Linked DNA regions of Mus musculus: region 2 is linked to region 1. Evidence: chromatin loops called from intact Hi-C (ENCODE). Cell type or tissue: left cerebral cortex. All regions are shown on one strand. Each heading gives the region's core, and the rest is flanking DNA. Links, peaks and the distances in the headings are about the cores only.

Region 1 (15,231 bases), core at 7,232-15,231:
ACTTTGGTCTTCCTTCTTGAGTTTCATGCCTTTAGCAAATTGTATCTTATCTTGGGTATCCTAAGTTTCTGGGCTACTATCCACTTCTCAGTGAGCACATATTGTGTGAGTTCCTTTGTGATTGGGTTACCTCACTCAGGATGATGCCCTCCAGGTCCAACCATTTGCCTAGGAATTTCATTAATTCATTCTTTTTAATAGCTGAGTAGTACTCCATTGTGTAGATGTACCACATTTTCTGTATCCATTCCTCTGTTTAGGGGCATCTGGGTTCTTTCCAGTTTCTGGCTATTATAAATAAGGCTGCTATGAACATAGTGGAGCATGTGTCCTTCTTACCCATTGGGAAATCTTCTGGATATATGCGCAGGAGAGGTATTGTGGGATCCTCTGGTATTACTATGTTCAATTTTCTGAGGAACCGCCAGAATGATTTCCAGAGTGGTTGTACAAGCTTGCAATCCCACCAACAATGGAGGAGTGTTCCTCTTTCTCCACATCCTCACCAGCATCTGCTGTCACCTGAATTTTTGATCTTAACCATTCTGACTGGTGTGAGGTGGAATCTTAGGGTTGTCTTGAGTTGCATTTCCCTGATGATTAAGGATGTTGAACATTTTTTCAGGTGCTTCTCTGCCATTCGGTATTCCTCGGGTGAAAATTCTTTGTTCAGTTCTGAGCCCCATTTTTAATGGGGTTATTGGATTTTCTGGAGCCCACCTTCTTGAGTTCTTTATATATATTGGATATTAGTCCCCTATCTGATTTAAGATAGGTAAAGATCCCTTCCCAATCTGTTGGTGGTCATTTTGTCTTGTTGACGGTGTCTTTTGCCTTGCAGAAGCTTTGCAACTTTATGAGGTCCCATTTGTCAATTCTCGATCTTACTACACAAGGCATTGCTGTTCTATTCAGGAACTTTTCCCCTATACCCATATCTTCGAGGATTTTCCCTACTTTCTCCTCTACAAGTTTCAGTATCTCTGGTTTTATGTGGAGTTCCTTAATCCACTTAGATTTGACCTTAGTACAAGGAGATAGGAATGGATCAATTCGCATTCTTCTACATGATAACCACCATTTGTGCCAGCACCATTTGTTGAAAATGCTGTCTTTTTTCCACTGGATGGTTTTAGCTCCCTTGTCAAAGATCAAATTACCAAAGGTGTGTGGGTTCATCTCTGGGTCTTCAATTCTGTTCCATTGGTCTACTTCTGTCGCTATACCAGTACCATGCAGTTTTTATCACAATTGCTCTGTAGTACAGCTTTAGGTCAGGCATGGTGATTCCACCAGAGGTTCTTTTATCCTTGAGAAGACTTTTTGCTATCCTAGCTTTTTGTTATTCCAGATGAATTTGCAGATTGCTCTTTCTAATTCGTTGAAGAATTGAGTTGAAATTTTGATGGGGATTGCATTGAATCTGTAGATTGCTTTTGGCAAGATAGCCATTTTTACAATGTTGATCCTGCCAATCCATGAGCATGGGAGATCTTTCCATCTTCTGAGATCTTCTTTAATTTCTTTCTTCAGAGACTTGAAGTTCTTATCATAAAGATCTTTCACTTCCTTAGTTAGAGTCAAGCCAAGGTATTTTATATTATTTATGACTACTGAGAAGGGTGTTATTTCCCTAATTTCTTTCTCAGCCTGCTTATCCTTTGTGTAGAGAAAGGCCATTGACTTGTTTGAGTTAATTTTATATCCAGCTACTTCATTGAAGCTGTTTATCAGGCTTGGGTGTTCTCTGGTGGAATTTTTAGGGTCACTTATATATACTATCATATCATCTGCAAAAAGTGATATTTTGACTTCTTCCTTTCCAATTTGTATTCCCTTGATCTCCTTTTGTTGTCTAATTGCTCTGGCTAGGACTTCAAGTACAATGTTGAATAGGTAGGGAGAGAGTGGACAGCCTTGTCTAGTCCCTGATTTTAGTGGGATTGCTTCCAGCTTCTCACCATTTACTTTGATGTTGGCTACTGGTTTGCTGTAGATTGCTTTTATCATGGTTAGGTATGGGCCTTGAATTCCTGATCTTTCCAAGACTTTTATCATGAATGGGTGTTAGATTTTGTTAAATGCTTTCTCAGCATCTAACGAGATGATCATGTGGTTTTTGTCTTTGAGTTTGTTTATATACTGGATTACATTGATGGATTTCCGTATATTGAACCATCCCTGCATCCCTGGGATGAAACCTACTTGGTCAGGATGGATGATTGTTTTGATGTGTTCTTTGATTCGGGTTAGCAAGAACTTTATTGAGGATTTTTGCATCGATATTCATAAGGGATATTGGTCTGAAGTTCTCTATCTTTGTTGGGTCTTTCTGTGGTTTAGATATCAGAGTAATTGTGGCTTCATAGAATGAGTTGGATAGAGTACCTTCTGTTTCTATTTTGTAGAATAGTTTGTGAAGAACTGGGATTAGATCTTCTTTGAAGGTCTGATAGAACTCTGCACTAAACCCATCTGGTCCTGGGCTTTTTTTGGTTGGGAGACTATTAATGACTGCTTCTATTTCTTTAGGGGATATAGAACTGTTTAGATCATTAACCTGATCTTGATTTAACTTTGGTACCTGGTATCTGTCTAGAAACTTATCCATTTCATCCAGGTTCTCCAGTTTTGTTGAGTATAGCCTTTTGTAGAAGGATCTGATGGTGTTTTGGATTTCTTCAAGATCTGTTGTTATGTCTCCCTTTTCAGTTTTGATTTTGTTCATTAGAATGCTTTCCCTGTGCCCTTTAGTGAGTCTGGCTAAGGGTTTATCTATCATCTTAATTTTCTCAAAGAACCAGCTCCTCGATTGGTTGATTCTTTGAATAGTTCTTCTTGTTTCCACTTGGTCGATTTCACCCGTGAGTTTAATTATTTCCTGCCGTCTACTCCTCTTGGGTGAATTTGCTTCCCTTTGCTCTAGAGCTTTTACATGTGTTGTCAAGCTGCTAATGTGTGCTTTCTCTAGTTTCTTTTTGTAGGCACTCAGATCTATGAGTTTTCCTCTTAGAAATGCTTTCATTGTGTCCCATAAGTTTGGGTATGTTGTGTCTTCATTTTCATTAAACTCCAAAAAGTCCTTAATTTCTTTCTTTATTCCTTTATTTGACCAAGGTATCATTGAGAAGTGTGTTGTTCAGTTTCCACGTGAATGTTGGCTTTCTATTATTTATTGTGTTATTGAAGATCAGCCTTAGTCCATGGTGGTCTGATAGGATGCATGGGACAATTTCAATATTTTTGTATCTGTTGAGGCCTGTTTTATGACCAATCATATGGTCAGTTTTGGAGAAGGTCCCCTAAAGTGCTGAGAAGAAGGTATATCCTTTTGTTTTAGGATAAAATATTCTGTAGATATCTGTCATATCCATTTGTTTCATAACTTCTGTTAGTTTCACTGTGTCCCTATTTAGTTTCTGTTTCCATGATCTGTCCATTGGTGAAAGTGGTGTGTTGAAGTCTCCCACTATTATTGTGTGAGATGCAATGTGTACTTTGAGCTTTACTAAAGTTTCTTTAATGAATGTGGCTGCCCTTGTATTTGGAGCATAGATATTCAGAATTGATAGTTCATCTTGGAGGATTTTACCTTTGATGAGTATGAAGTGCCCCTCCTTGTCTTTTTTGATGACTTTGGGTTGGAAGTTGATTTTATTAGATATTAGAATGGCTACTCTAGCTTGTTTCTTCATACCATTTGCTTGGAAAATTGTTTTCCAGCCTTTCATTCTGAGGTAATGTCTATCTTTTTCTCTGAGATGAGTTTCCTGTGAGCAGCAAAATGTTGGGTCCTGTTTGTGTAGCCAGTCTGTTAGTCTATGTCTTTTTATTGGGGAGTTGAGCCCATTGGTATTAAGAGATATTAAGGAAAGGTAATTGTTGCTTCCTGTTATTTTTGTTGTTAAAGTTGGCGTTTTGTTCTTGTGGTTGTCTTCTTTTAAGTTTCTTGAGGGATTACCTTCTTGCTTTTTCCAGGATGTGGTTTCTGTCCTTGTATTGGTTTTTTTCTGTTATTATCCTTTGAAGAGCTGGATTCGTGGAAAGATAATGTGTGAATTTGGTTTTGTCGTGGAATACTTTGGTTTCTCCATCTATGGTAATTGAGAGTTTGGCTGGGTATAGTAGCCTGGGCTGGAATTTGTGTTCTCTTAGTGTCTGTATAACATCTGTCCAGGCTCTTCTGGCTTTCATAGTCTCTGGTGAAAAGTCTGGTGTAATTCTGAAAGGCCTTCCTTTATATGTTACTTGACCTTTCTCCCTTACTGCCTTTAATATTCTCTCTTTATTTAGTGCATTTGTTGTTCTGATTATTATGTGTTGGGAGGAATTTCTTTTCTCGTCCAGTCTATTTGGAGTTCTGTAGGTTTCTTGTATGTTCATGGGCATGTCATTATTTAGGTTTGGGAAGTTTTCTTCTATAATTTTGTTGAAGATTTTTGCCGGTCCTTTAAGTTGAAAATCTTCATTCTCATCTACTCCTATTATCCGTAGGTTTGGTCTTCTCATTGTGTCCTGGATTTCCTGGATGTTTTGAGTTAGGATCTTTTTGCATTTTGCATTTTCTTTGATTGTTGTGCCAATGTTCTCTATGGAATCTTCTGCACCTGAGATTCTCTCTTCCATCTCTTGTATTCTGTTGCTGATGTTTCTATGGTTCCAGATTTCTTTCCTAGGGTTTCTATCTCCAGTGTTGCCTCACTTTGGGTTTTATTTATTGTGTCTACTTCCCTTTTTAGGTCTTGGATGGTTTTATTCAATTCCATCACCTGTTTGATTGTGTTTTCCTGCAATTCTTTAAGGGATTTTTGTGCTTCCTCTTTAATGTCTTCTACCTGTTTAGCAGTGTTCTCCTGTATTTCTTTAAGTGAGTTATTAAGGTTCTTATTGATGTCCTCTACCCTCATCATGAGATATGCTTTTAAATCCGGGTCTAGTTTTTCAGGTGTGTAGGGGTGCTCTGGACTGGGCGAAGTGGGAGTGCTGGGTTCTGATGATGATGAGTGGTCTTGGTTTCTGTTAGTAAGATTCTTATGTTTACCTTTAGTCATCTGGTAATCTCTGGAGTTAGTTGTTATAGTTGTCTCTGTTTATAGATTGTTCCTCTGGTTACCCTCTATCAGCAGACCTGGGAGACTAGCTCTCTCCTCCGAGTTTCAGTGGTCAGTGCACTCTCTGCAGGCAAGGTCTCCTCTTACAGGGAAGGTGCACAGATATCTGGCTTTTGGACCTCCCTTCTGGCCGAAGATGAAGGTCCAAAACAGAACCTTTCCCAGAAGCTGTTTTGTGTTAGCCTATCACAGAAGCTGTTAGCTTCTGTGTGCACACTCTCACCTGTGCAGACTACTTTTCGGTGGGGTCCTGGAACCAAGATGTCTCCAGCCGTTCCTGAGGCAAAAGTGTCCTGGGTTGGGTGGACACCTGTCCTCTGGGCGGGAAGGTGGTCGGATGTCTGGAGCCCGAAAAGGGTGCTGCCTCAGAAGCTCTGTGGGCCTGCCTGTCCCCAGAAGCTGTCAGCTTCTGTGTGCACACTCTCAACTGTGCAGACTACTTTTCGGCGGAGTCCCAGAACCAAGATGGCTCCCACTGATCCTCTATGTTTTAATTTATATTGAGTGAAAGAAAGAAATAGAGAGAGAAAAGAAAGAAAGAGAGAGAGAGAGAGAGAGAGAGAGAGAGAGAGAGAGAGAAAGAAAGAAAGAAAGAAAGAAAGAAAGAAAGAAAGAAAGAAAGAAAGAAAAAAGAGAAAAAGAAAAAGAGAGGGAGAGAGAGAAAAGATAGACAGGAAGAAGACAGGAAGAAAGGGAGGGAAGAAGAGAGGGAGGGAGGGAGGGAGCAAGGAAGGAAGGAAGGAAGGAAGGAAGGAAGGAAGGAAGGAAGGAAGGAAGGAAGGAAATAAATCTAGCAACTAGGGTAATGGTTAACAACTAAACTGTCGTTTACCCCTGTTTGGAGAGGGGAAATAGGCTTTCTCCAATGAACTGACACTGAGTATATCTCATGTCTTATGTAAGGGCATGTCTCATGTTTAGAAGTAGTTGATCAGCATATAATATACTCCATAGCTTTTTTCCTCGATCAGTTTTCACAGCTTACCAAGCAAGATGTATAAAATATGCTAGCTCTGTCCTCTGTGGTACATAGAGAACTTTTATTTGGCCACAGTTTGGTGAATTGTTGTTGGTTTTGTTTGTTTGTTTGTTTGGTTGGTTATTGACTTTTTTTGAGGGGTTAATATTTTATGTTGTTTTCTTGATTGGGAGGGGTGTTGTATTGGGTTTTTGTTTGTTTATTTAGGAAAGAACTAAGGTTGGTTAGGTAGGGAGTAGGAGAGGATCTGACAGGACAGAGGTCTTGGGAAGAATATGACTGAAATATATTTAAATTTAAAATGGTTTTAAATAAAAAATATAATAAAAAAGAAGAAAAACTTATAGTAACTAATTGTCAGCAACAGTAGCTTAAATAAAATAAAGATGAATAAATGATAACTCTCCTTAATGTTGTTTCCATTTGTCCTCGATCACTTTTCACAGCTTACCAAGCAAGATGTATAAAATATGCTAGCTCTGTCCTCTGTGGTACATAGAGAACTCTTAACTAAGTTTTGTTCCTAGTGATGGCTGTCTCACTCTTTCCATTGCTAATCATGGAGTCCCACTCATTGAGAACCACCATCAGCCCCTGGAAACAGAAAGCAGTTTTAGAAACATTAGCCTTTGAGAACTATCTCAAGGGCACTACAAAGGCAACACACTCAGTGCAGTCTTAGTTGTTCCAAAGGAGAGACAGGATTTTCTGTACATATAACACAAGGATTGCTTCATCTCAGCATTTTAGGTCCACTCATGTCACCAAACCATTCATCTTTTAAAAATCAGTGTATGTGTTTTGTGTGTGTGTGTGTGTGTGTGTGTGTGTGTGTGTGGTTTCAGCACAGCAAGGTCTCAACCATGCCTAGAATTCAGACTCTTGCCTCTTGGGTGCTACAATTAAAGGGTTGCACCACCACACCCCTCTCAAAGATCAGTTCTTTACAACTGTGTGTGTGTGTGTGTGTGTGTGTGTGTGTGTGTGTAGTGTTGCACGTGCGCTATGTCAGATATGTGGAGGTCAGAGACAGTTTGCAGAAATCTTCCTTTGCTTCTGCCATCTGTGTTTGAATTACATTAAAAACACTATTACACTATTTCAAGTCTTTGGAAAAACAATACTAGAAATAAGCAAGGACAGAACACTCTCTCTCTCTCTCTCTCTCTCTCTCTGTCTCTGTCTCTGTCTCTCTCTGTCTCTCTTTGTGTGTGTGTGAGAGAGAGAGAGAGAGAGAGACAGAGAGAGACAGAGAGAGACAGAGAGAGACAGAGACAGAGACAGAGACAGAGAGAGAGAGAGAGTTCTGTCCTTGCTTATTTCTAGTATTGTTTTTCCAAAGACTTGAAATAGTGTAATAGTGTTTTTAATGTAATTCAAACACAGATGGCAGAAGCAAAGGAAGATTTCTGCAAACTGTCTCTGACCTCCACATATCTGACAAAGCGCACGTGCAACACTACACACACACACACACACACACACACACACACACCAGACATAACACCAAGAAACTTAGAAAACAAGTAGAAAGAAAAATTATTGCAAGATTACCAGGAACACATTGAATTAGCATCATTGTCTTGCCATCTGCTTTTTCTCTGCCTTTGGAGGCTGGGTTAATCTAGCCATTAATAAACTTTATTCATGCACCTATTTAAAAGCAAGAAAGTGAGGAGAGTCATGAGTTTAAGGATCCAAAATCAATACCTAGACCTATTGCTCATTTATAACTATTTCTATGCCACATAAAAAAATGCATGTATACCACCACCAACCAGATATGGACACCAACCAGATGCCTGTCTGTAAAGTCAAGCCTGACCTTGAACTACTCTATTTAGTAACATGAACCAAATCTTGATGTCCATAATTAATTAGAAAAAAATTAATTATGGGAAAATCTTAATAATTAAAATAGATTGAGGAGACATAATGGTCTAATGTAATGTGGATTATCATTTAAACAAATCTACTATAATGAATATTTCTGGGTAATTGGAGCAATGCAGGTATGAAATGTATTAAATATTATTAAGAACTGAGGTGGTGGAGACTAAGTAAAAGTAAGCAGACAAGCAGGCATATTCTTATAGTCAGACAGGTAATCCTGGCCTCTACACACACTTTTTTGGGCCAGGTAATTCCTTGGATCAGGTCTGTTCCACTGTGAAACTGCTATCCAGTAGTATCCTTGGCTCCCATATATTAGATACAGTAAGGCTCCTGCTTTAATCTACTTCACTCAAACAAGCTTCATTGAAACCAGCTTCATGTGTTCACAGAGACGTGATCTTTAGAACCTACACTCTTCCTGCTAACTTAAGACTGTATGAAGTCATAAATTCCTATTTTTATAATCACATCTCTTTATGTCCCCATGGAAATCACAGTTAAAATGCAGAGTGCAAGGATTAGACTTAGGAGCTTGCCACTCAGACTCCAAAGAAACAGAAGCACAGAATCAACGCTGCAGCAAGACTCCAGATGGCCAAGGGCCTCCTAGGTTGTGCAGGAGGAAACACAATTTGTGGAGAGAAGAGAGACACAAGAAAGGGAAAAGTAAGAAGCCAGAGATTTTTTTAACTATTTCAAATTATGACTGAAAAGTGCATCCCAAGCAATGAAGTCACTGAGCTACACGAGTGGGAGAGAAACGTCTAGACAGTGAAAGTAGTGTGAAACAGCTTTCCTTGTCAGGTGCTTAGGATTATTGTGTTAGTCAGGGTTCTCTAGAGTCACAGAACTTATGGGTAGTCTCTATATAGTAAAGGAACTTATTGATGATTTACAGTCTGTAGTCAAACACTCCAACAATGGTTAGCAGCAGCTGTGTGAAGGGAAGGCCAAGATGTTGCTCAGTCCCAAATGGCAAGCAGGCGAAGGAGAGAGAGAGAGAGCCTTCCTTCTTCAAATGCCTTTATATATCTCCATCCGAAGGTGTAGCCCAGATTAAAGGTGTGTGCCACCACACCTTTAATCCCAGATAACCTTGAACTCAGGGATCTCCCTGTCTTAATCTTCTGGAATCCATAGCCACTGTGCCTCAAGATCTCCATACCAAGATCCAGATCAGAAACTTCTATCTCCCAGCCTCCAGATTAGGGTCATGGTGAGCCTTCCAATTCTGGATTGAAGTCCATTCCAGATATAGTCAAGTTGACAACCAGGAATAGCCACTACAATTATTTTGGGAGGGAAAAACTCTTATGACTTCGATGAGCAGGGTAGAAAGTGTCTTGAGTGGCCACTAGCCGCACATAGGGAAGTATAGAGCTCACCTGAGTTCTTGTAGCAGAATGAGACATGGCAAGCTAAGCACTAGTACAAGTGTACAGAGGCCAGTTTCCCCTGGGCTGTCAAATGAGTGTTAAGGTTTAGACCAGCTAAAGCTTCGCAGAGAGAGATGGAGAGAGCTAACACACTCTACCTGGCTATGCAGGTATGGTGCTGAAGCTGACTTTGACTTTGAGCACAGACACACCGTTCACATCTAAGCATTCCAAAGGCTACAAAAGAAGTTGTGGGAACACTCTGTTCAAAATGTGGAGACCGGAATGATTCACACAGGAGGGTTGTAGTGCTTTGGGATTGGCCAGACAAGCAAACTTTACATTGGTGGTTTTGGGATAGGGGGGTGCTGCTGGAGACACAGAAGCAGGAACTGAAACAGGAGGTATGGGGGTAAAGGATAGAGGGGGAAAGAAGAAAGAGTTGGTAGAGATGTTAAGAAACTGGCCTATGCAGTAATTGAGCCTGGAAAGTCTTCAATCTGCAGTTGAGGCTAGCAGATTGAAGAACAGGACTAAGTCAATGTTACAAATGACCTGACAGGAGAGCCCCCTGTGACTCAGAAAACCTCACTGTGTGGTGAGGCTTTCGAATGATCCCACAACGTCCACCCACACTGTGGAGAAAGATAAACTTTACCTACTCCATGGACTGAATGTTAATCTCATCTGAAAGACACTGCCAAGAAGAGCTTTTTTGTTTGTTTGTTTTTTCCCTCCTGGTGGAGTGGTGGGATGTGTTGTTTTGTTTTGCTTTCTTTCTCTTTCCCCACCAAATATTTAGGCACAGTGACCAAGGCAAATGAATATGTAATGCTATATATCCCAGGATAGGATATTGGTGAGGGAGCCAGGTCCACGATTTTTCTCAGACCAAGACCGGTATCATGAAGAGGCTACGGGAGTATGGCTAGTAAATTGGGGATATATAGTGCCTTCCCTTCCGAGACAGTGAGTCCACCTCATCCCATAGTCCTGTGGCTGTCAGCTGTCTCCCTATCTGGACTGCCACAAACTGATCTGGAAAGCAGAAGAGCTGAGCCTTTAACCTTCCTAGCTCCTGGGTCCAAGAGAAGCAGGCCCACCCTAAATTGCTTTGCATTTCAAAAAGCCTGGAGAAAGAGACAGGCTTTTCATTTATCAGCACTGGAGTTTTTTAAAGCAATTTATATTTTCTTTTTCAGGTCGAAATAAGTAATGACATTGACTCTGAAATGCGGCTCCTGGACTTGAGTTAGGGAACAAAGCACCATTGGCCTCTAGCTCTGGGGATCCTACAGCGTCACCTTCCTCCTAGACAGCAGGACTGCGCCCCCTGCCGACCAGACCAGCGAACACGGAGCTGCGAGGTCTTTGGTCTCAGCCTGTGTAACATTAGCGTTGTTTGCTAGATGCGTTCTGGGTGCTTGGGTGGGTTTGTTTTTTTTGTTTTGTTTTGTTTTGTTTTGTTTTTAAAGTCATCTTCTTATATAAGCACTTGTAAATTGTAAAAAAAATGGTTTTAAATTGTTTTTAATTTAACTTGAGGCATGCAAAATGAAAAAAAAAAATCTATGAAAATCTTCTCCAAGTCATTTCTAAGAGGATTGTCTGTGTTATTGAGCTGTGACATCCAGGTTACTGGACCCTGAACCCTGCTAAGCTAATGGTTTTGTATACACAGACATTGCCTTTGGGCATCAGACACAAGGGTAGACCTGTGGCAGACTGCACAAAGACTGGATCTAACTTTCCAACCTAGCAAAGATCACTGTTTAAACAGCACCAGACACAGACAAAACATGAAGCCCTTTGTTCTGAATCTCTAAAGAGTGCACAATCTCTAAATAGTCCGATATAAATGTGCAGATCCGTGTATCTCTTGTCCTTGCAATGTTCCAAGACACACATGTATGTGCGTGTTTATATTATGACTGAGTACAAACCCAGAATGATGTGTGGAACCCTTCCTAGGCAGGGAGTTGGCTGGCTGTGAGCTTCGTATTTTCTGCTCTTAGTTTCACTCTCACCACTGATGTCAGACCTATACATACAGCTCAAGGGCTGTGGGACAGAAATCACAGCCATAAATCTGTAGTCAGGAACGTTTTGAATATTCAAAGGGGGCATTCAAATGCTATAGAATTCTCTATAGAGATCTGTAACAAAAATATTTATGCCTGAGTTACATCAGTTTTTCTTTCTTTTTCCCCATTCATCCCAATAATCAAGAAAATTAAGTGGAAAATCTAATTTTCTAAGGGGGAGAATAGGTCCATCTTGGAAAAAGTATTGCAATTCTGGGGCCTTTTAGATTCAAATGAAATATAGATATGGTGAAATGCATAGGTTTTTAAGGGTACAATGAGAAGTGCACAAACTTAATGAGCAGTGCTTCAACCAAAATACAGAACATGTCTGACCCTTTAGGAACCTTCCTTGGTCCCCTTTTCCATTGGTCTCCATGATGCCATTGATCCCCAACAAATACCACATTAGAAATTGCAGTGTGCTTGACTTAGTCTGCTGATGTAAACTGGTTTTGACCAAATACCTGGCCATTGTAAAGTGGCCAAGTAGATGGATAAAATCCATGTTGATTCTCACTGCTAAGGTTTAACTGCATCGCTGATGAACTGTCTGCTCACCGTATAAGGCAGGTATTTGTCTCACCACATTGTTTTCCTGTCTCTGCCTTAGTTCTCATGTGAAAAGCCATTCTGGTCCTTTTGTACACACACAAAAATTGAGTCTTCCCTTCATCACAGTTCTGTCTGTCCACTGTTTGCTCCAGAGTCAGTCCAGTGCAGCTCACATATCTCTAAGGCATCCATAAACCACTGAAATTGGTACAAAGTTTTGTATGCTTGTGGAAGTCTCTCTGTTCCCTCTTCTCCCTCTTATATGCATAGATTTCATGAGTCTGCTATCAGAATTTAATGCAATCCCCTCTGCCCTAATGCCTCGAAGTTCATGTACTAGGCTGTATCCTGTCCTTTAGCTGGTACTCCCACTGAGTTCTCTCCTACAGAATAAACCTAGATTCTAAATGACAGGGAGCTCTTGGAACCTGAAAGGTGGTGCCATCAAACTCCCATTTGAGGAGACCAGGGTTGTGGCAGGGTGTAGAAGAATAACACAAAGGCCATGTCTTGGCACCAAGTCTTTGCACTCATGACCAACCTGGCTCCAGGCACAGCCTTCTTTTGAATGAATGACTTACTCTTCCTTGGAGCAACCAGCTAAATTATGTGGAAATGCAAGAGCTAGGATGGCATCAGCTTATTTATGGGAACTTCCAATCATGTGCCAGCAAAAGTTAGGCAGAAAGATAAAAGGATTAGAGAACTCTCGGACATGAAGTGGCTTGAGCATGGAGCAGTCCATATCAGAGAAAAACTATATGAGTATGTTCTCCAATGATCTTAGCCTCCTTTTTACCACCATAGAAAGGGTGAGGGTGTGACCCTGAAACAAGAACATGTCTTCATACAACTCTAAACCTTGAATGTGGTTGGTTCACCTTTTTTTAGAAGATAACATGGCATCTTGTTCTAGCAATATATTGATGCATTTTCTTATCCCTTTGGTAAAACAAACCTCGCTGTTCCCATAAGCCCAAATAACAGAGGCAGCTATCTTTTAGTAGCTCAACCTGACAGGATATAGCAAAATGACTGGCTACCTGTTTCATCCAATGAACAGCCCTTTTCTGATAAGCGAAATTTGTCTACGTTAAAATCAACTGAAATGTGTGTTGTGAAGGCGAGAAAAAACATCATGACCGCTAAATGGAGGAGCAAGTAAAAACCAAAATTGCACTTTTTGTCTCTGAAAATTAGAATCTTGCCAAGATAAAACAGACTTTCATTTTTTTTTTTTACTTAATCTTAAATTTTATGTTCCCAAAATAGTCTCACTATGGAAAACAGAGATTCTGAGTGTGTGGTTTTTAAAGTAAATACTTATCACTTATGAGTCACTTTAATAAGGAATTCAGAAAAAAAAACTTTATAGGTTGATTAGAATTCAGGTGTTCTGATTTGACATTTTAGCCCAAACAATATACACTTTCTTTCAAGAGTTGGATGAATAAAGTAGGAAAAAATACAAATAACTGATGTGTTATGGACTGGCCATGGGCAGCTCAGATGAAACCAAGTCCAAGACAGATATTTCTACACTAATGAGCTAACTCCAGGGTGGCTTAATGTGTTCCTGAACTAGCCCCAAGCTGTGAGCAAAGCTACTGACCAATGAAATGTTTACAAACTTGGATTTTTGGAAAAGGCCCTTAGACCTGGCTTCTCTACTCTCTCCGTGGATACCCATCAGCAAGAAGAAATAAAAACTGGCTTCTGGTGTGGTCCTCGCTTCAGTGACTGTTGATCTTCTGACACCATTGTTGAGCTCACACATGCCCACTTGTCTTTTAAAGACTCGGAAACCTTAAATTTCCAAACTTACAAAACATATTTTCAATAAGCAAGTGGTCTATAACATTTTGAAGTCAAGGAGTCTTTTAAGTGTCCAGAAGTCAACTTTAAATATTTGTTATAAATAAGGCTACAAAATAAGAATATTTTATCCAAGAGCAAAACCAATGGAAAGCATTACTCCTTGTGTGATTAAGTAATGTGCCACTCAGAAAGGAAGTTGGTACATTTTAAACATCAGACAAATGTATTTATTAAGAAAATGAAATCTGAAAAGTGGAAGACTAGAAAAATTCACATTTTGTTTTGTGAGTGGTATCTCTTTTGCTCCTGAAGAGAGTTTAGAGAAAAGGCTATTTCTTCATGGTGGATAAACCTTCTTAAATCCTGGGATCTTTCAGGGAGTCAGCACCCACAGAGAATTAACCATTGCCTTTGAACTTGCATTCATATAAAGGGCATGGATCCTATTAAATGGTAAACGCTTTAAAAAATGAAATATTCAAAGGATCCAAATATGTGTGGGCTTGAACTTGAAAGATAAGTTAAAAGAATAAAGGAATGGATGAAAGAGAGCAGCAAAGAAGGAGCAGAGTGAGAAGTAGGTTGAAAGAATGGAAACGGAAAGTTACGCCATCTTTATTTGGATAATGCCAGTTTTGCTTCTTTGGTCAAATGGCTGTCTTTGTTTCACTGAGTAAAAACACTGAAGTACATTTCCCTTCCTCTATAGAGCTGGTAAGAAGTAGTGTGATGAAATAGATAATCTAGGTAGTTTTCCTCATAGTATCTGCCTTTATAAATAACCAGTCAGTCTACTTTAGAATTAAGTTGAACCACAAATGACCATTACTGTCACCAACACTAACAACGAAATGACAACAGCTTAACTGAGAGAACTATTCCTCTTCATATTCTAAAGTTCTGAACAGCATCCGCAGGGAACAGCATGGGAGCTTCCTCGAGAGCTTGAGGTCTTGCTGCTTCATCTTGTGAGGTTATGGTCCTCAGATCATAACAACATTCACAATGACTGCTGAAGCATATGTCTCCTTGTTTAATTCCAGCCAGGGGAACTAAAGGGAATAAAGGCAAAAAGAATGACATTTCTTTTGTTTGAGGACACATCTCAGAACCTGGCTTTTTTTTTTAAAGATTTATTTATTTTATATGTAGGCACACTGTAGCTGACTTCAGACACCCCAGAAGAGGGCATCAGATCTCATTAAAGATGGTTGTGAGCCACCATGTGGTTGCTGGGTTTGGAATTCAGGACCTCTGGAAGAGCAGTCAGTGCTCTTAACCACTGGGCCATCTCTCCAGCCCCAAGTATGTCTACTTATATCATTTGCCAAAGTTTGGTCTACCCCAAACTTTATAGCAAAAAATGCTGGACACTAGAGCCTATATTCTAGATGAAATTGTACCCATCTAAA
Region 2 (15,231 bases), core at 4,327-12,326, 1.2 Mb before region 1:
TTCTTTGAGCTTTACTAAAGTTTCTTTAATGAATGTGGCTGCCCTTGTATTTGGAGCATAGATATTCAGAATTGAGAGTTCCTCTTGGAAGATTTTACCTTTGATGAGAACGAAGTGCCCCTCCTTGTCTTTTTTGATGACTTTGGGTTGGAAGTCAATCTTATCAGATATTAGGATGGCTACTCCAGCTTGTTTCTTCGTACCATTTTTGGAAAATTGTTTTCCAGCCTTTTATTCTGAGGTAGTGTCTATCTTTTTCACTGAGATGTGTCTCCTGTAAACAGCAAAATGTTGGGTCTTGTTTGTGTAGCCAGTTTGTTAGTCTATGTCTTTTTATTGGGGAGTTGAGACCATTGATGTTAAGAGATATTAAGGAAAAGTAATTGTTGCTTCCTGTTATTTTTGTTGTTAAAGTTGGCATTCTGTTCTTGTGGCTGTCTTCTTTTAGGTTTGTTGAATGATTACTTTCTTGGTTGTTCTAGGGCATGATTTCCGTCCTTGTATTGCTTCTTTTCTGTTATTATCCTTTGAAGGGCTGGATTCGTGGAAAGATATTGTGTGAACTTGGTTTTGTCGTGGAATACTTTGGTTTCTCCATCTATGGTAATTGAGAGTTTGGCCGGGTATAGTAGCCTGGGCTGGCATTTGTGTTCTCTTAGTGTCTGTATAACATCTGTCCAGGCTCTTCTGGCTTTCATAGTCTCTGGTGAAAAATCTGGTGTAATTCTGATAGGCTTGCCTTTGTATGTTACTTGACCTTTTTCCCTTACTTCTTTTAGTATTCTATTTTTATTTAGTGCATTTGTTGTTCTGATTATTATGTGTCGGGAGGAATTTCTTTTCTGGTCCAGTCTATTTGGAGTTCTGTAGGCTTCTTGTATGTTCATAGGTATCTCTTTCTTTATATTTGGGAAGTTTTCTTCAATAATTTTGTTGAAGATGTTTGCTGGTCCTTTGAGTTGAAAATCTTCATTCTCATCCACTCCTATTATCCGTAGGTTTGGTCTTCTCATTGTGTCCTGGATTTCCTGGATATTTTGAGTTAGGATCTTTTTGCATTTTCCATTTTCTTTGATTGTTGTGCCGATGTTCTCTATAGAATCTTCTGCACCTGAGATTCTCTCTTCCATCTCTTGTATTCTGTTGCTGATGCTCAAATCTATGGTTCCAGATTTCTTTCCTAGGGTTTCTATCTCCAGTGTTGCCTCACTTTGAGTTTTCTTTATTGTTTCTACTTCCCTTTTTAGGTCTAGTATGGTTTTGTTCATTTCCATCGCCTGTTTGTATGTTTTTTCCTCTTTTTCTGTAAGGACTTCTACCTGTTTGATTGTGTTTTCCTGTTTCTCTTTAAGGACTTGCAACTCTTTAGCAGTGTTCTCCTGTATTTCTTTAAGTGATTTATTAAAGTCCTTCTTGATGTCCTCTACCATCATCATGAGATATGCTTTTAAATCTAGGTCTAGGTTTTCGGGTGTGTTGGGGTGCCCTGGACTGGGCAAAGTGGGAGTGTTGGGTTCTGATGATGGTGAGTGGTCTTGGTTCCTATTAGTAGGATTCCTACGTTTACCTTTCGCCATCTGGTAATCTCTCGAGTTAGTAGTTATAGTTGACTCTGTTTAGAGATTGTTCTTCTGGTGATTCTGTTACCGTCTCTCAACAGACCTGGGAGACAGATTCTCTCCTCTGAGTTTCAGTGCTCAGAGCACTATCTGCTGGCAAGCTCTCTTACAGGGAAGGTGTGCAGATATCTTGTTTTTGGACCTCCTCCTGGTCGAAGAAGAAGGCCCAAAACAGGGCCTCTCTCAGAAGCTGTGTTGCTTTGGCAGTTCCCAGAAGCTGTCAGCTTCTGTGGTGCAGACTCTCACCTGTGCAGACTAAATTCCTAAGTTCCAGGGAGTCCTGGAACCAAGATGGCGACCGCTGCTCCTGAGGCTGAGGCCGCCTCCCGAGCCAGGCGGACACCTGTCCTCTGGTCTGGATGGTGGCCGGCTGTCTGCGGCCTGCAAAGGGTACTGCCTCAGCGGCTCTGTGCTTCCGCCTGTCCCAGAAGCTGTCTGGTTCTCTGGCGCACCCTCTAACCTGTTCAGACTAATTACCTAGGTCCCGCGGAGTCCCGGAACCCAGATGGCGACCGCTGCTGCTGAGGCTGAGGCCGCCTCCCAAGCCAGGCGGACACCTGTCCTCTGGTCCAGACGGTGGCCGGCTGTCTGCGGCCCGCCAAGGGTGCTGCCTCAGCGGCTCTGTGCTTCTGCCCGTCCCAGAAGCTGTCCGTTTCTCTGGCGCACCCTCTAACCTGTTCAGACTAATTTCCTAGGTCCCGCGGAGTCTCGGAACCAATATCATACAGATCTTTCACTTCCTTAGTTAGAGTCACACTGAGATATTTTATATTATTTGTGACTATTGAAAAGGGTGTTGTTTCCCTAATTTCTTTCTCAGCCTGTTTATTCTTTGTGTAGAGAAAGGCCATTGACTTGTTTGAGTTAATTTTATATCCAGCTACTTCACTGAAGCTGTTTATCAGGTTTAGGAGTTCTCTGGTGGAATTTTTAGGGTCACTTATATATACTATCATATCATCTGCAAAAAGTGATATTTTGACTTCCTCTTTTCCAATTTGTATCCCCTTGATCTCCTTTTGTTGTTGAATTGCTCTGGCTAATACTTCAAGTACTATGTTGAAAAGGTAGGGAGAAAGTGGGCAGCCTTGTCTAGTCCCTGATTTTAGTGGGATTGCTTCCAGCTTCTCTCCATTTACTTTGATGTTGGCTACTGGTTTGCTGTAGATTGCTTTTATCATGTTTAGGTATGGGCCTTGAATTCCTGATCTTTCCAGAACTTTTATCATGAATGGGTGTTGGATCTTGTCAAATGCTTTTTCTGCATCTAACGAGATGATCATGTGGTTTTTGTCTTTGAGTTTGTTTATATAGTGGATTACATTGATGGATTTTCGTATATTAAACCATCCCTGCATCCCTGGAATAAAACCTACTTGGTCAGGATGGATGATTGCTTTAATGTGTTCTTGGATTCGGTTAGCGAGAATTTTATTAAGGATTTTTGCATTGATATTCATAAGAGAAATTGGTCTGAAGTTCTCTATCTTTGTTGGATCTTTCTGTGGTTTAGGTATCAGAGTAATAGTGGCTTCATAAAATGAGTTGGGTAGAGTACCTTCTACTTCTATCTTGTTAAATAGTTTGTGCAGAACTGGAATTAGATCTTCTTTGAAGGTCTGATAGAACTCTGCACTAAACCCGTCTGGTCCTGGGCTTTTTTTGGCTGGGAGACTATTAATAACTGCTTCTATTTCTATAGGGGATATGGGACTGTTTAGAAGGTCAACTTGATCCTGATTCAACTTTGGTCCCTGGTATCTTTCCAGAAATTTGTCCATTTCGTCCAGGTTTTCCAGTTTTGTTGAGTATAGCCTTTTGTAGAAGGATCTGATGGTGTTTTGGATTTCTTCAGGATCTGTTGTTATGTCTCCCTTTTCATTTCTGATTTTGTTAATTAGGATTTTGTCCCTGTGCCCTCTAGTGAGTCTAGCTAAGGGTTTATCTATCTTGTTGATTTTCTCAAAGAACCAACTCCTCGTTTGGTTAATTCTTTGAATAGTTCTTCTTGTTTCCACTTGGTTAATTTCACCCCTGAGTTTGATTATTTCCTGCCATCTACTCCTCTTGGGTGAATTTGCTTCCTTTTTTTCTAGAGCTTTTTGATGTGTTGTTAAGCTGCTAGTATGTGCTCTCTCCCATTTCTTCTTGGAGGTACTCAGAGCTATGAGTTTTCCTCTTAGAATTGCTTTCATTGTGTCCCAAAGGTTTGGGTACGTTGTGGCTTCATTTTCATTAAACTCTAAAAAGTCTTTAATTTCTTTCTTTTTTCCTTCCTTGACCAAGGTATCATTGAGAAGAGTGTTGTTCAGTTTCCATGTGAATGTTGGCTTTCCATTATTTATGTTGTTATTGAAGATCAGTCTTAGGTCATGGTGGTCTGATAGGATACATGGGACAATTTCAATATTTTTGTATCTGTTGAGGCCTATTTTGTGACCAATTATATGGTCAGTTTTGGAGAAGGTCCCGTGAGGTGCTGAGAAGAAGGATATCCTTTTGTTTTAGGATAAAATATTCTGTAGATATCTGTCAGGTCCATTTGTTTCATAACTTCTGTTAGTTTCACTGTGTCCCTGTTTAGTTTCTGTTTCCACGATCTGTCCATTAATGAAAGTGGTGTGTTGAAGTCTCCCACTATTATTGTGTGAGGTGCAATGTGTGCTTTGAGCTTTACTAAAGTGTCTTTAATAAATGTGGCTGCCCTTGCATTTGGATCGTAGATATTCAGAATTGAGAGTTCCTCTTGGAGGATTTTACCTTTGATGAGTATGAAGTGTCCCTCCTTGTCTTTTTTGATAACTTTGGGTTGGAAGTTGATTTTATCCGATATTAGAATGGCTACTCTAGCCTGTTTCTTCAGACCATTTGCTTGGGAAATTGTTTTCCAGCCTTTCACTCTGAGGTAGTGTCTGTCTTTTTCCCTGAGATGGGTTTCCTGTAAGCAGCAGAATGTTGGGTCCTGTTTGTGTAGCCAGTCTGTTAGTCTATGTCTTTTTATTGGGGAATTGAGTCCATTGATATTAAGAGATATTAAGGAAAGGTAATTGTTGCTTCCTGTTATATTTGTTGTTAAAGTTGGCATTCTGTTCTTGTGGCTGTCTTCTTTTAGGTTTGTTGAGGGATTATCTTCTTGTTTTTTCTAGGGTGTGGTTCCCGTCCTTGTATTGGTTTTTTTCTGTTATTATCCTTTGAAGGGCTGGATTTGTGGAGAGATAATGGGTGAATTTAGTTTTGTCGTGGAATACTTTGGTTTCTCCATCTATGGTAATTGAGAGTTTGGCTGGGTATAGTAGCCTGGGCTGGCATTTGTGTTCTCTTAGTGTCTGTATAACATCTGTCCAGGCTCTTCTGGATTTCATAGTCTCTGGTGAAAAATCTGGTGTAATTCTGATAGGCTTGCCTTTATATGTTACTTGACCTTTTTCCCTTACTGCTTTTAGTATTCTATCTTTATTTAGTGCATTTGATGTTCTGATTATTATGTGTCGGGAGGAATTTCTTTTCTGGTCCAGTCTATTTGGAGTTCTGTAGGCTTCTTGTATGTTCATGGGCATCTCTTTCTTTAGATTTGGGAAGTTTTCTTCAATAATTTTGTTGAAGATGTTTGCTGGTCCTTTGAGTTGAAAATCTTCATTCTCATCCACTCCTATTATCCGTAGGTTTGGTCTTCTCATTGTGTCCTGGATTTCCTGGATATTTTTAGTTAGGATCTTTTTGCATTTTCCATTTTCTTTGATTGTTGTGCCGATGTTCTCTATGGAGTCTTCTGCACCTGAGATTCTCTCTTCCATCTCTTGTATTCTGTTGCTGATGCTCAAATCTATGGTTCCAGATTTCTTTCCTAGGGTTTCTATCTCTAGCGTTGCCTCACTTTGGGTTTTCTTTATTGTGTCTACTTCCCTTTTTAGGTCTAGTATGGTTTTGTTCATTTCCATCACCTGTTTGGATGTGTTTTCCTGTTTTTCTATAAGGACTTCTACCTGTTTGGTTGTGTTTTCCTGTTTTTCTTTAAGGACTTGTAACTCTTTAGCAGTGTTTTCCTGTTTTTCTTTAAGGGCTTGTAACTCTTTAGCAGTGTTCTCCTGTATCTCTTTAAGTGAGTTATTGAATTCCTTCTTTATGTCCTCTACCATCATCATGAGATATGCTTTTAAATCCTGGTCTACCTTTTCAGGTGTGTTAGGGTCACCTGGACTGGGCGAAGTGGGCGTTCTGGGTTCTGATGATGGAGAGTGGTCCTGGTTTCTGTTAGTAGGATTCTTACGTTTACCTTTAGCCATCTGGCAATCTCTGGAGTTAGTTGTTATAGTTGTCTTTGTTAAGAGATTGTTCCTCTGTTGATTTTGTTACCCTCAATCAGCAGGTGTGGGAGACAACCTCTCTCCTCTGAGTTTCAGTGGTCAGAGCAGTCTCTGCAGGCAAGCTCTCCTCTTTCGGGGAAGGTGTACAGTTATCTGGTGTTTGGACCTCCTCCTGGCTGAAGGTGAAGGCCCAAAACAGGATCTTTCCCAGAAGCTGTGTTGCTTTGGCCAGGAAGGTGGCCGGTTTTCTGGAGCCGAAGATGGCGCCGCCCCAGAAGCTCTGCGACTCTCGCCCGTACCAGAAACGGCTGGCCTCTGTATTCCACACGGTCACCCGTGCAGCCTGCCCTCCGCGGAGTCCCGGAGCCAAGAAGGCTCCTGCCGGCGCCTGTGACACAAACCTCTCAGGCCAGGCAGACCCCCGTGCTCTCACCAGGAAGGTGGCCGGCTGTCTGGAGCTGAAGATGGCGCCGCCTCAGAAGCTCTGTGTTGAAGTCCTTTTCTTCTCCTGGTTTTTTTTTTTTTTTTTTTTTTGCTCTGAAACCCAACATTTGCTAATTTCACCTGGTATGTTGTTCCATTTAAACTCTCAGAGGGCTTCTGACTACAAAAAATTCTCCACAGAGAAATGGTGAGATGCACACCACTGAATCCTGTGCATTTCTGACTCTGAAAGGCAAGCCGTGCACCTGTGCTGGGAGCCAGCAATTACTCAGTGATTGCTTCAGTTCCCTTCCAGGGAAGTGGAAAAGTGAACTATAGGACTCAGTGGAAGCCATGGAACTCTGTGCCTTTCTGTCCCAGTCTTGCACTTTGCTTGAGTAACTTTGCTTTAGTTTGAGTCTGGAGTGTTCTCCAAAGTTCAACTGATGAAGGGTTGGCCTATTGCTGAAGGGTGGTATTGGCAGAAAACCTAACGGAAGGAAGTTAGGCCTCAGCAGTGGGACTATTAGGACCTTCACCACTTCCTGTTTCTCTTTGCTTGCCAGCTTTTTCTGTCAATTTGCTTTTTTTTTTTAAATTATTTTAGCAGCCTCAGAGTAGGAAAAAAATATCCATCTTTATTCATTCCACATAATGGCTATTTATTTCTGGTTGTCAACTTGACTCTATCTGGAATGAACTACAATCAAGAATTGGAGGTCTCATCTGTGATCCAGATCTTGAGGCTGGAAGACACAAGTTTCTGATATGGATCTTGGCATGGAGATCTTGAGACACAGTGGCCATGAAAAACTTAGGCCCAGGCAAGGCAGTGCATGCTTTTAACTCTAGGAGACAGAGGCAAGTAGATCTCTGAGTTCAAGGTCAACCAGGGACAAAGCAAGTCCCAGATCCAGGCATGGTGGTACACACCTTTAATCTGGGCCACACCTTCTGATGGAGACCTACATAAGGACATTGGAAGAAGGAAGATTCATTCTCCTTCACCGGCTTGCATTTACTTGTCAGCACATCTGTTGGAACGTACTTCTACCGAAGACCAGCTGAAACAACTAGCCTTGTGGGACTGAACAACTACTAGATTCTTGGACATCACATTCACAGTTGACTATTGTTGGGTTAGTTGGACTACAGACTATAGGTCATCACAATAAATTCCCTCAGTATAGAGAGACACTCCATAAGTTCTGTGACTCTAGAGAACCCTGGCTAATACATTCCGTTACGTGGCCATAGTGAGTGTGGGTGGTTTTCCTGGTGATGAGAGTGACTCAGGAACCGGTTGTGGAAGCATCTGAAAAGAAAAGGTTACCATTCCGCACACGTGGACATCACTTTACACCAGTGAAGGGAGAATGGAACGTGGCCCATGAGACCAGTGGGTGCTTCCTGACTTTGAAAACTGTCACAATGAAACCACTTATCATACATAATTAATATATCCAAAAATTTCAACAAAAAAATTGGCTAAAGTGGAAGCTGAATTGGAAACATCTCCCATGCTTTCCTTTGTTACGTTCAGGCCTGCACTTACTTGCTTTGAACACTAGGGGTCAGGCAAGGAAAGGCTGTAGTTTCAAAGAATCCCAACGTTGTGTGACCATTGTCCCACTGTAAGAACAACTCAGAACTCTGGGTGTTTTGATATATTTTTATAAGCTTATTTTAATTTCACTTTTTAAAAACTATATGTTCAAATATTTTTCATGAAGAGAAATAGTTCCCCAAAGTTTAAGATCTAAAATTATAAGAAGTATACTCTTTACAATGCATGCCAATTTTTTTTTTTTGTAATAACAACATGCAATGCAAATATTTTTGAGGGAAGTCAATTTTTAGTTGTACTTTTTGAATCCATTACTTATGTATGATAAGGGGTTTCACTGAGACAGTTTAATACATGTACTGAGTGTATTTGATCATATTCAACCCTCATTACTTTCTTTGGTCCCAGTTTGACTCTTGCTGATCTACTTCCTCATCCCAATTATTTCTTCTTAGATTTTCAAATATACTATTCTTTTTCCTCTTCCTCCTTCCCCTCCTCCCCCTGCTCTTTTTTCTTTTTCTTTTTCTTTTTCTTCTTCTTTTTCTCTTTCTTTCTTTCTTTCTTTCTTTCTTTCTTTCTTTCTTTCTTTCTTTCTTTCTTTCTTCTTCTTCTTCTTCTTCTCCTTCTTCTTCTTCTTCTTCTTCTTCTTCTTCTTCTTCTTCTTCTTCTTCTTCTTCTTCTTCTTCTTCTTCTTCTTCTTCTTCTCCTTCTCCTTCTCCTTCTCCTTCTCCTTCTCCTTCTCCTTCTCCTTCTCCTTCTCCTCCTCCTCCTCCTTCTCCCTCTCCCTCTCCTTCCTTCTCCTTTCTTCTCCTTTATCTTCAATTTCTTTCTCCTTCTCCTTCTTTCTCCTTCTCCTCCTCCTCTCCCCTACTCCTCCTTTTTCTTTTTTGTGATCAATGAGCTAAACTACAGTTATCACATGAGGATATGTGAGAGATTATTTACAGGGGCATGAGTTCTCTGCCTTGGTTATATCATTAAAGAAAAATATGTCTTCCTTAATTGACTCTAGATCCTGAGGGAGAATGGGGCCTTATGATCCCCCTCTGCCCTCCTGGGAAGAGTGTGGATGGATTCAATCTGGTGCATGTTGTGCAGGTAACCACAGCTGCTGAGTTCGTGAGTACGGTGGCTTTGTTAAGACAGCATTCTACTGTACTTTTCTCCTTCTTTCCAGTTCTCATATTTTCTCTACTTCCCTCAAGATGTTTCCTGAGCCTTAGAGAGGGTGATGTAGGTACTACATTTATGGTTGAGAAATCTTCAACCTACAGTTTGTTCTGCTTGCAAGATGTGCTGTGGTAAAGGTTGTGCAGAACTTGTGGGGATTGCTAACCAATGACTGGTCCAACTTGAGACCCATGCCATGAGAGGGAGCTCATGCCTCATACTGTTTGGATGGCCAGGAACCAGAGTCTGGATAGCACAGAGACATAGAACAGAACCAAAAACTAAAACATGACGGGAAAAAAATAATGAATGAAGTTATTTCTGATGACATTCTGTTATACTTGTTGACCAGATCCTAGCATAATTGTTATCAGAGTAATCCAGCAAGTGATTGGAGCAGATGCAGAGATTCAGAGCCAAACAATAAGTGGAGCTCAAGGGAATTCTGTGGAGTAGGGGGCAGAAGAATTGTAAGAGCTAGAGGCATCAAGGATATTACAAAAAATCCACAGAACCAACTAACCAGGGCTCACCAGCGGTCACAGAGACTGACGTGACAATCAGAGAACCTGTATGGCCTATATTATGGTTCTGTAGCTTGGTATTCTTGAGAGGCTACTAACAGGGGGATTGAGGGCTGTCTCTGAGTCTTCTGCCTGCTTTGGGGACCATTTTCCTTCTACTGGGTTGCCTTGTCCAGCCTTAATATGTAGGGGTATGCCTAGTCTTATTATAACTTGATTTGCCATGTTTTATTGATATTACTGGTGGGCCTGCCCTTTTCTGAAGAAAAATGAGGAAGAGTGGATTTGGGGGAGAGAGAAGGTGCGAGGGGAGGCTGGAAGAAGAGGAGGGAAGGAAAACTGTGCTTGCGATGTGTTTTAGGGTTTTACTGCTGTGCACAGACTCCAATGCCAAGGCAACTCTTTTAAGGACAACATTTAATTGGGGCTGACTTTCAAGTTCAGAGGTTCAGTCCATTATCATCAAGGAGGGGTCATGGCACAATCCAGGCAGACATGGTGCTGGCAGAGTTCTACATCTGAAGACTGCTAGGAGAAGTCTGACTTTCAGGCAGCTAAGATGAGGGTCTTAAAGCCCATACCCAGAGTGACACACCTACTTCAACAAGGCTACACCTCTTAATAGTGCCCCTCCCTGGGCTAAGCATATACAAACCATCATAGGATGTAATATATAAAGGAAGAATAAACAAAAAAAAAGAGGAAGGAAAAGACACCTGCTCCCCACCCTGCACCATGGGCAGAGTCTCATTTTCATGGAGAAAATGGCTTCTGCTTCTGGGCAGTTGGACAGGAGAGGTGTTCTTCCCTTATTCTTGTGGCACCTCTCCACTAATCCTCATTTAACAAATTTAATTTATAAACTAGGCCTACAAAAACTGGATCATGGTAACTAGTAACAAATTATAAATGTAAAGATATATTAAAATATATTTTATATAAAGATGTATTACTGTATGAAAATCTATGAGTATTGGTCTCCCTCCACATCTCCTAGATTTTTAGACCACTTATCCATGTTTCTTCTTGTAGCACTATGTCATGAGGGTTAATTATGGTAAGCAAAAAAATAACAGACCTCAGCAAGGGCTACTTCAGGTAATGCGTAGAGAAGTTCGACCATGGCTTCTACCTAGGCTTGGGCCCTGGATCTGGCTTTATGCTTACCTTGAGCTCTACACACCTATCATCTTAGTTCCTCGTATTCTTCTTCTATGCTACATTTCATCCTGCTCCTATTCTCTGTTTGGTCTTATATAGTTGGAAGCCTTTAGTAAAAACATCTGCTCATCAGGTTCCCATCTATTTTGGGCATCTTACTTTGGCTTCAATATATATTATTATACATATAATAACATATAACATAAAATGTATAACATGTAATGCATAATGTATAATAGTTAATATAACATGATCTACCATTATACATAATCCTTAGTATTACTTAATCACAAGTATTGTTTGGACTCTAATATTATTACAGAAGTGGAGCTGAAGACCTTGAGCCCAATTAGATTGCTATAGCTTTGATCTACCCCAGGAAAGACATGTAAAGCCCACAGACTTTATTAGACCATATCCAACCCTGATTGACAAGATCATTATGGGGACTTGGGGGCTTGCAGCACACTAACAAAGTACATGTTATGTACTAACACGAGTATTACTCTTATCTGGAATATTAATGGAAGCGTTCCATAGTTAGAATAAATATTTAAATACTGGGAAGGGATGAAGAGACTAATGAGGCAAAGGGAAACTGTTTAGGTACTGAATTTAGAGACTCACAAAGCTAGGTGGATGGTCCGTAATGTGAATATAACGAATAATCAATGGGGAAAGTTAATTATTAGCTACTATCCCACTCAAAGTAAAAAGAAGTGAAGCTTAATAGCTGTGATCAAGTTCTATTATTCAACAAGCAATGCTAAAGATGATGTGATGGTGTGGTAAGAGGATAAACATGGACAACAGTTTTTGGCTTACTCTTCCTTTATGTAATTAATGGTAAGTGAATGTAGTGCTAAATAAACTCTGAAGAGGATTAGAGTGGTAAAACATGACCAGGTAGGCACATTCAAGCTTCACAGACACTCCCAGTAGGTGATCAGGAAACCCCAAAATAGCCCAAGTGGTACAATAGTGACACTTTCATCTTAGAGGCAAGCAACAGCTGTCTAATTGTACTTAAGATCCACTTAGTAGGAAGGAACTCATGCCTGGTACTGGGAACCTAGCTATCTGAAAAAGTCATAGACCTGCGAGGAGAGCCTACTAAAGTGTATTTCCTGACTGTATTCTAAATCATATACTTGCACCCACATAAGAGTAGCTCTTGCCCTTTATCAAAGAATCTTCCTCTTTGCCACTGATGGAGATGATTACAGAGCTCACAGTGGGTCAAAATCTAGGAAATATGTGACCACGGGGAACCCATTGCCAACTGATACATGTTTAACATAACTCCAACACCTAAAGGTCAGAAAACATTGTGTAAAAAGGGGTGGGAAGATTTTAGGAGCCAGAGGACTGGGATTCCTGCCTCTAGATAGTGTCTGTGCTATATAATCTTGCCAATATAGATGGGGGGAGATCTCACAAAGCCAAAGTCAATTCATAGATAGGAGCAAAGGGAGATCCAAGTTTCTCCAGGAATGAAGCCAATGATTGGTTAGCTAATCCCAAGAGGTCATCCGTAAACACATTCATATCTGACCAACAGTAAATTGACTTCGTGTGTGTGTGTGTGTGTGTGTGTAGCAATAATAAAGAAGAGGTCAAAAAGTTGGGAGTTACAGGACGGTTTTTTTTTTGGTTTTTGGTTTTTGGTTTTTGGTTTTTGGTTTTGGGTTTTGGTTTTTGGTTTTTGGTTTTTGGTTTTTGGTTTTTGGTTTTTGGTTTTTGGTTTTTGGTTTTTGGTTTTTGGTTTTTGGTTTTTGGTTGTTTCTAAGACAGGGTTTCTCTGTGTAGCCTGGGCTGTCCTGGAACTCACTCTGTAGACCAGGCTGGCCTCGAACTCAGAAATCAGGAGGAGTAGTTTTGAGGAATAGAGGTGGAAATGATGTAAATGCAGAAGTTGTGTATGATATGTTCAAAATGTTAAATTAAAAAGAACAGAAATTACTGATGCTAAATTTTTTTTTCCATTTTTTATTAGGTATTTCACTCATTTACATTTGCAATGCTATACCAAAAGTCCCCCATAGCCACCCACCCCCTCTCCCCTACCCACCCACTCCCCTTTTATGGCCCTGGTGTTCCCCTGTACTGGGGCATATAAAGTTTGTGTGTCCAATGGGCCTCTCTTTCGAGTGATGGCCGACTAGGCCATCTTTTGATGCATATGCAGCTAGAGTCAAGAGCTCCGGGGTACTGGTTAGTTCATAATGTTGTTCCACCTATAGGGTTGCAGATCCCTTTAGCTTCTTTGGTACTTTCTCTAGCTCCTTCATTGGGGGCCATGTGATCCATCCAATAGCCGACTGTGAGCATTCACTTCTATGTTTGCTAGGCCCAGGCATACTATACTCTGATGCTAAATTTTAAAAAATGCTAGTGGCAAGGCAAGTTGTAAAAATTTGTGCTAAATATCTACATTCTTTTTTTTCCATTTTTTTATTAGGTATTTAGCTCATTTACATTTCCAATGCTATACCAAAAGTCCCCCATACCCAGCCCCCCCACTCCCCTACCCACCCACTCCCCCTTTTTGGCCCTGGCGACTTGACTCTAGCTGCATATAATATCTACATTCTTTAAGAGTGTAACTGAAGTCCAAGGGTGGCTATACATTCCTCTATTCTCAGTCCTGCTGAAGCCAGAGGATCATCAGTTGGGAGCCAGACAAGCTTAATAGTGAGTTCTTGGGTAGCCTGAACTACATAGTGAGACTGTGTTATTACCACTTCTCACAATCAACTTAAACATTGAACTCTATTTTTCTAGAATTTGCAAAAGTCACTGGAATATATATGTGGAATCATTCATGCTATTGCAGTTCTCTCTCTCTCTATCTCTCTCTCCTCTGTCTCTCTGTCTCTGTCTTTCTCTGTCTCTCTGTCTCTCTCTCTGTCTCTCTCTCTCTGTGTTCCTATCTGTATGTGTGCATGGGGAGGCCAGAAATCAATGTTTGGTACCTTCTTCTATCGTTATCCACTGTATTTCTTTTGAGACAGGGTGTACTGGCTAGTTTTGTGTCAACTTGACACAGCTGGAGTCATCACAGAGAAATGTGCTTCAGTGTAGGAAATGCCTCTATGAGATACAACTGTAAGGCATTTTCTCAATTAATGATCAAGGGGGAAAGGCCCCTTGTGAGTGGAACCATCTCTGGCCTGGTAGTCTTGGTTCTATAAGAGAGCAGGCTGAGCAAGCCAGGGGAGGCAAGCCAGTAAAGAACATCCCTCCGTGGCCTCTGCATCAGCTCCTGCTTCCTGACCTGCTTGAGTTCCAGTCCTGACTTCCTTTGGTGATGAACAGCAGTATGGAAGTGTAAGCCGAATAAACCCTTTCCTCCCCAACTTGCTTCTTGGTCATGATTGTGCAGGAATAGAAACCCTGACTAAGACAAAGGGTTTGTCATCATCACAAGCAGGATGTTATCATTAGTATTCTTAAGTAGGGACATACAACTTTTAGATTTGGCTCATTATCTTAATCCTGACCAAGTTAAACCAATTAGTTAATAAAGTATGGCTGAGGACTTGACATTACAATACATTTCCACTCACAATGTGAATGGTAGCTGTGCCAAATTCAGTTGAAACCAAAAAAAAAAAAAAAAACACTGGCAGGAGATACTTATCAATCTCGATCTATGATGTGCCTTTAGCTAATATAGAAGGGCAAGTTTAGTGAGTTGATGCCCTTGTAGTTACAGTGTTATGCAATAATCTTTTCTATTAGCTAGCTTATGGGTCCTTACCACCTTTGAAGAACAAAATCTCAAGAGTTCAACAGTTGTAAGGAAATGGACTGTGCTTGCAAGCAAATGAAGTTGCAAAAAAATCTTTCCTCCCACAGGGTTCTAAATACTGGAAATATCCAGGTTAAAGTCTGCACGGGATACAGCTATAGCTGTGTCTATATTTTACTCTGTAGGCATTATGAGAACACAAAAGTGTAGTGATAGAAAAACAACCTAGTGTATTTAGATTCTGTCCTTTTCTAAACTGTGACTTCTTTTTTCTCTTCTGGGTGATTTTGCTCCAAATAGTTATCTGTACTGTATACTGTGGATCAAAGTCTATAGTCACATGCCCCAGGCCAAGGATATACTACCTGTTATTACTGGAATGCTGAATTGGAAATATTCTTTTGGGAGCGGGTGGGGAGGAATTTGAACAAACTAACTGAGAGTTAGTTTTGACACATTTCGAAACAGGAGCTGAAATGATTCTGCAGAGGTAGTTGCTGTTAGCAGCATTAAAGATGACCAGAAACAGAGAGATCAAGATAAATGATTCCATTTCACAGCATTGGAAAATGTGAAAGGGGGAGTTTCTGTAGACAGAGAAGGCTAAGTTTGATTAAATCAGGCTGAGAATGATGAAGTGTGCAGGCCAATGTTTCTAGGGAAGTGGCATCAGAGAATCTACCTTCTCATCAGTGGAGTCTTACAG

What was found. Peaks named below come from ENCODE experiments on the same cell type or tissue, not always from the same donor. Only the 100,000 strongest peaks of a DNase experiment are listed, where the experiment ranks them.
Region 2: a loop joins it to region 1, with 7 times the contacts of the local background. A loop is called at or near these places in 28 of 42 quality-filtered maps.

The regions. Positions count from the first base shown.
Region 1 is chr4:20,117,990-20,133,220 of GRCm38, reverse strand. Nkain3 (Na+/K+ transporting ATPase interacting 3) reads left to right here. Exons shown (of 6, transcript NM_001290410.1): 6 at 10,565-14,347. The coding sequence ends at 10,578. Among named protein-coding and RNA genes, the nearest start is that of Ggh, 84 kb to the right of the region's middle. In left cerebral cortex, for the core only: a CTCF peak has its summit at 10,697 (motif pointing left); DNase peaks (open chromatin) are centred at 8,528 and 10,687.
Region 2 is chr4:21,361,119-21,376,349 of GRCm38, reverse strand. No RefSeq gene overlaps it. Among named protein-coding and RNA genes, the nearest start is that of Prdm13, 320 kb to the left of the region's middle. In left cerebral cortex, for the core only: a CTCF peak has its summit at 7,907; a DNase peak (open chromatin) is centred at 7,901.